Linked DNA regions of Homo sapiens: region 2 is linked to region 1. A link is a contact called in ENCODE Hi-C data. All regions are on one chromosome and are shown on one strand. The core of a region is the stretch at or near the end of the contact, and the rest is flanking DNA. Distances in the headings are between cores, read along the strand shown.

The links. Hi-C counts contacts between places; a loop is a spot of excess contacts on that map. Pooled maps may share reads with other maps.
Region 2: a pooled map shows a loop between it and region 1 (15-fold over the local background). The contact joins two enhancer-like sites. A Hi-C loop is called at or near these places in 2 of 37 single-sample maps with no recorded cell type and 9 of 50 pooled maps.

What each region holds. Positions count from the first base shown.
Region 1 is chr5:126,445,001-126,448,362 of GRCh38, forward strand. All of the region lies in intron 1 of GRAMD2B (GRAM domain containing 2B), which reads left to right. Among named protein-coding and RNA genes, the nearest start is that of GRAMD2B, 23 kb to the left of the region's middle. RefSeq lists an enhancer at 1-1,025. Within about 2 kb of position 1,676, at least 10 of the 41 ENCODE cell types and tissues checked have a DNase peak (open chromatin) inside an H3K27ac peak, as active enhancers do.
Region 2 is chr5:126,986,884-126,990,067 of GRCh38, forward strand. All of the region lies in intron 1 of MARCHF3 (membrane associated ring-CH-type finger 3), which reads right to left. Among named protein-coding and RNA genes, the nearest start is that of MARCHF3, 42 kb to the right of the region's middle. RefSeq lists enhancers at 1,264-1,343, 1,354-1,533. Within about 2 kb of position 1,373, at least 7 of the 41 ENCODE cell types and tissues checked have a DNase peak (open chromatin) inside an H3K27ac peak, as active enhancers do.

The DNA.
Region 1 (3,362 bases), core at 426-2,925:
TCCATGTTCCTGCAAAGGACATGATCTCAGTCTTTTTTATGGATGCGTAGTATTCCATGGTGTATATTTACCACATTTTCTTTATCCACTCTATAATTGATGGGCATTTGGGTTGATTCCATGACTTTGCTATTGTGAATAATGCTGCAGTGAACATACTTGTGCCTGTATCTTTATAACAGAATGATTTCTGTTCCTTTGGGTACATACCCAGTAATGGGATTACTGGGTCAAATGGTATTTTTGCCTCTGGGTCTTTAAGGAATTGCCACACTCTCTTCCACAATAATTGAACTAATTTACACTCCCACCAACAATGTAAAAGTGTTCCTTTTTCTCTGCAGCCTTGCCAGCATCTGTTTTTTCTTCACTTTTTAATAATCGCCATTCACTGGTGTGAGATGGTATCTCATTGTGGTTTTGATTTGTATTTCTCTAATGATCAGTGATGTTGAGCTTTTTTTCATATGAAAAATCCAGACAATCTTGAGGGCCAGCACAGCCTGAGGACTTGCTGACACAAAGTATTGACGGGCCAGAGGAAGTGGGCAGCCTGGATATCACATCACCCCATGTCTGCTGCTGCTCAGGTTTCTCTCACTGTCTCTTGGGTATGTGGTGGGGAGTGGGGGGTGAGGAGGGGGTGGGAGGGCAGATTAAAGAGAAGCAGCTGCAGCCTGAGGCACAGACAGGATGCAGAGTGACTCCATCATCCCACCTAGAGTCATGGACACCACCCACTTTGATACATTCTGTTCACAACCATAATTCCTTTCATGCTGATTCGTGTCATTGGGAATCTCTCTTCTTCAGCTTCAAGAGAGCCGAATCTGACTCAGGTGTTGAGATTGGGGAATGGCATTTCCATTTCTTCCTCTCTCCAGTATAGCCAGAGCAGGAAGGGCAAGAGAAAAGGGGTCCTGGTACCTGGTGATGTCAAAGTAGGCAGCTCCTACTGCTGTGCTAGCAAGAGCCATGTGGACTAGTGTGAGAACAGGAACTCTCCCAAGTCCCCTACTGGGTAACCAGATACCCAACAGTGTGCCTAGAGATGCTTTAGTCCACTCCAATCCTAAATACTACTACATTGTGCTAATAGTTTCCCTGAAAAACAGCCATATTTCACTCATTTTTTTAAAAATCAATTACAATTTTTAGCCTTAAGGTTTGATATTGGTATTGTGTTTATTTTTTCAAAGAATCTTTATCTTGTAGAGTTATACACTGCAATAGTTACAGATGAAAAGATAGTGTGGTCTGGGATTTGTCTCAAAACCAGTAGGAGGTAGGAGTGGTGGGCTACAGGTATATAGATGAAACAAGATTGCCTTGTTTATACTATTCTATCTACTTTGTACCTGTTTTCTATGTTATAAAATGTTCATAGTAAGTGGTTTAAACTTCAAAAATCATTTCTGAAAATAAGTGGATACCCTTATTTACTCAGCTGTGCTATAAATTTCATATTAACCCCCCAAAACTAGACCAGTCTGAGTGTTTCTAATAAAATCCAGCAGTAACCGTGACTGATTTTAAAACATTCACTGCTTCTCTTATCTACAATGCCTAGCTTCATTAGTCATGTAGAAAATGTTTACATTCCCCAAGCTTTTAAAAATTAAAAAAAAAAAAAAAAAAAACCTATGTGTTCTCAATTTGAGTAAGGTGTGACGGAGAGCAGCTCTGTGACACAGGCTGAGGGAGGAGGATTTGGTGTGGAGGCGAGGAAACTGGGGCCCTTACTAAGACACTGAAATATGATAAACATCCTTATGAAGATGCCACTCCCAGAAACTGGGACTTGAGCTACTCTTAGGAAGCCACAGACCATGGAATACAGATTCTTCTCCTGGAAACTTCTCCATTTCCAAGAAGGCATAAAATGAAGGAAAGCAATCCTCTTTCCTTTCCGTTTCTTGGAATCTAATATCTAAGCATTACCCTTTACACTCTAGCAAAGTAAAGCAAACTAAGGCATGACGGCCCCTCCCAGCAGTAATTATGAGATCATTTGGCCTCAGTAACTAGGCAGACTCCACTACCTTTCACCTAGTTTCGTGGGAAGAAATGGTAAAGCTCCCTCGATGGAAATGTTCCTTCTTTCGCCATAACCTTCACAGGATCCATCTGTCTAATCTTTGTCTGAAGGAATTGGAAGGGCAGGCGGTTGCCTCACCAAAAGCACCCTCAGTACTTTAGTCTACTGAATTATGGGGGGTTGTTCCAGAAGAGGATCCAAACCCCAGCAGAAAACTCCTGGCCTTTCCCATGCCAGTTTTCCCAAGCCCAGGAATTCCAAGTGAAGTACATCCATTCCTATTGCTATTTATACTGTCTGGTGTAGCCAAAATGGGCCCTGGGCTAGAAATCAGAAAGCCTAGGCCGGGCGCAGTGGCTCACGCCTGTAATCCCAGCACTTTGGGAGGCCAAGGCGGGCAGATCATGAGGTCAGAAGATTGAGACCATCCTCGATAACACGGTGAAACCCCGTCTCTACTAAAAAAATACAAAAAATTAGCCGGGCGTGGTGGCGGGCGCCTGTAGTCCCAGCTACTCAGGAGGCTGAGGCAGGAGAATGGCGTGAACCCGGGAGGCGGAGCTTGCAGTGAGCCGAGATCGTGCCACTGCACTCCAGCCTGGGCGACAGAGCAAGACTCCGTCTCAAAAAAAGAAAAAAAAAAAAAAAGAAAGAGATCAGAAAGCCTGGCCTTTAGAGCTGATTTAAGGAACATGAAGTCCTTAAGGTAAATGAATTGAACCTTTTTGTGGGGATACAGAGATGTGAAAAGACCAGGATCCTGCCCTCCAGAGGCATATGGTCAAAGCAGGGCAAAGACAAGTAAACAGTAGCCCATTTATAATTTTTTTTTTTTTTAAAAAATAGTCTCACTCTGTTGCCCAGTTTGGAGCACAGTGTGGCATGATCTCGGCTTACTGCAACCTCCGCCTCCCAGGTTCAAGCAATTCTTCTGCCTCAGCCTCCCAAGTAGGTGGGATTACAGGCATGCACCACCACATCCAGCTAATTTTTGTATTTTTTAGTAGAGAGAGGGTTTCACTGAGCAGGCTGGTCTCAAACTCCTGACCTCAAGTAACCCACCCGCCTCAGCCTCCCAAAGTGCTGGGATTACAAGTGTGAGCCACAGCACCTGACCCCATTTATAATTTTTAAATAAACCACATACTAAAGTGATACAGTTGCCATGACAGTCACAGGGTACTGGAAAGGAGCACAAAGAAGAAGAGGTCAGTCCTTAGGACCTAGAGGGGGTTGGGGAAGTTGCCAGGTAGGAGGTGACCCCATCAAGAGCTAAATCTTGAAAGATAAACAGTGCTTGCAAGGGACCACAGAGAAGGCATGG
Region 2 (3,184 bases), core at 123-2,622, 540 kb after region 1:
GAAAAGAAAATTTCAACAAATTTCTGGAGGCCAGGAAGAAGATGGCAAATAGAATAGAATGTATGACAGTTTTATGTGTCAACTTGGCTAGGCTATGGTGGCCAGTTGTTTGGTCAAACACTAGTCTATATGTTGCTGTGAGGGTATTTGTGGATGTGATGAACAGTTACAATCATCTGAATTTAAGTCAATCAGATTACCCTCCATCATATGGGTAGGCCTCATCTAATCAGCTGAAGGCCATAAGGGCAAAAACTGAGCTTTCTTGGAGAAGAAGGAATTCTGCCTCAAGATTGTAACATAGAAAATGAGGAGTTATTCATTAGTGGGTATAAAGTTTCAGTCAAACAAGATGAATATGCCCTAGAAATCCACTGTCATTCTTGTCTTGACATTATCAAGAATAATACAGGGTGTACTTAAACATTTGATACGAGGGTAAATCTCAAGTTTTGTTCTTACCACAGAAAAAAAGAAAGAAAATAAAAAAGACTGTAACATAGAATTCCTGCCTGAGTTTCCAGTCTGCTGGCCTGTGCTATGAATTTGGGACTCAAGACTGCAACATCAACTCTTAACTGAATTTCTGGCATGTCTGCCTGCCCCATGGGTTTTGGACTTCCCAGCCCCCACGACTGCGTGAGCCAATTCCTTAAAACAAATATTTCTCTGTCTTTCTTTCACCCCTCTGCCACTTCCCCATCCCCCAACCCCCACTATGGAGAACCCTACCTGATACAAAGCAAGAATGAAAGAGTCTAGAATATATTGGAGAAAACTTCAGGAAAGTCAGAGGGTGGGAGTGAGCTGTCCAGCAACATGCCAACAAAACCCCAGGCCCACTGGGAAGCTGCAACAGAGACTGGGATTTCAAGTCCGGGTGGAGAAGAGAGAAGTGAACTGAAGTCTGCCTAAGGGACACTGTGGGTACCCCTCACTCTCCTCCCCTACTCCCTGCCTTAGGTCCATGCACTGCACTAGAAACCCATGATTTTACTTGGGGGCCAAATATCAGAGGACTCTTGATCTATAAAGAAATTGAAAAACTGCCTGGATATAGTAGATAACATTAACATTACGGGAAGCCGCATGAGGGACATACAGAAACTCTGTATTATTTTAGTAACTTGTCTCTACGTCTAAAATTAGTTCAAAATAAAAAGTTAAAAAAAACTGTCTAGAAAGAACTAGGAGGGCCAGATTATATGCAAACACTCTAGAGTAAAGCACACCCCGCCCCCGTCAAATCCCCAGGTATTTAAATCCTTTGAATCCCCTTACCACACACACATAAACTCCTGACTAAAATCCAGCCCATTCTCAGTCTTGATCTGAAAGTGAAACTTCCAGGAGACAAGCCCCCCACCCAACATCAAGGTTCCATGCAGATTTCCTATTCATAGGCAGCAATAACAGGAAACCGGATCTACATATATAAGAGCAGGGGAAACCCACACCATCTGTGAAGAAAAATAAAACTCAGCCCCTTGCTCTTAAATACAGATGGATAACCAAAGTTCACCACTCATATCTAAAAACAAAACAGAAACACCAAAGAGAAAAGCCAAGTAATTAAACATGGCCCCTGACTCCTGAAGACACAGACAATTCAGACCACATAAGAGAAGTTTAAAAGAGAACTCATGCTCTGTTTTCACAGGGATTATTAACATCTTGATCTAACAGACAGGAGAGTCAAGATTTAACTACATAAATTGGGACAAGAAATTGAGGTTTAAAACTATTATTTTAAGGTACAAAGATTATCACTAGAAAAGTTAAAATAATAACTATCAGTTGAGGAAGGGAGAAGGATTATGAACAAATAGCAAAAAGGCAAGAGTATAAGCTTATTATTATTATTACTACTATTACATCAGGCAAGTAAACTACTATTACATCAGTGAGCATCTATTACCACAGAGACATGTTGTCCTTGGAAGGGAACCATGGCTTTTCATTATAAGCATTTCTGTGCTATTTTATTTCTTAACCTATATATATACTATTTTCACAAAAACTTTAAAAGGGAATAAAGAAAAGATGTTTCTTCAAAAATATCCTCTCATGGATGAAAGAGGAGATTTTTAAATGTAGTTAACTCCCACTGGCATCAACAACACACTTCATTGAAGAAAAAATGTCTACAATAGGACTAGGCTGAGGTGGGAGGATCACTTGAAGCCAGGAGTTTGAGACCAGCCTGAGCAACATAGTGAGACCCCATCTCTACAAAAATTAAAAAATTAGCAGAGTATCCTCGTGCACACCTGTACTCCCAGCTACTCAGGAAGCTGAGGTGGGAGGATTGCTTGAGCCTAGGTGTTTAAGCCTGCAGTCGGCTATGATCGCACCACTGCACTTCAGCCTGGGTGACAGAGAGAGACCCTGTCTCTAGAATACTACTACTACTACTACTACTAGTACTACTACTACTACTACTACTACTACTACTAATAATAATAATAATATTAGGACTAAAGAGAACCATTTCAAATGTAGGTTTAGAGGCTAAAGCAGTAAGACAATTTGGAAATTTCTACACTAACCACTTTGTTAGAAAGCAAAGGAAGTTTTTTTAAAGAAGAAAATTAAGCAACAATTTAGTTTCCCCTCCCCCTCCCCAGATGCCATGAATCTTGTTCGTGTCTAAGTGCTGGTGCAATGTAAATCTAAGTGGAAAAATGGATAATAGCTCCACAGGCAGGGGCACAGATTCATCTTAACACCTTCCCTCAGCTGGGGAGTGAGATTTGTAGAGTGTTCAGCACTACTGTGATCTGATGAACCATAAATTGTAACACATGTAGAAGAAAGGAGTAGTATCAACATGTATACATTAATCACAATACTTACAGCACATCAATTATAATTATGAACAGTTTCCTATTATATTACACTCTGATCTTCAGTGTCTCTTGCAGCAATATCAAGCTGCTTTTATTGAAAATGAAATCTGGCTGGGTGCAGTGGCTCACGCCTGTAATCCCAGCACTTTGGGAGGCCAAGGTGGGCAGATCACCTGAAGTCAGGAGTTTGAGACCAGCCTGGCCAATATGGCAAAACCTCATCTCTACTAAAAATACAAAAATTAATTTATAAATTCAATGCCATCCCCATCAAGCTACCAAAGACTTTCTTCACAGAATTAGAAAAAACTACTTTAAAGTTCATATGGAACCAA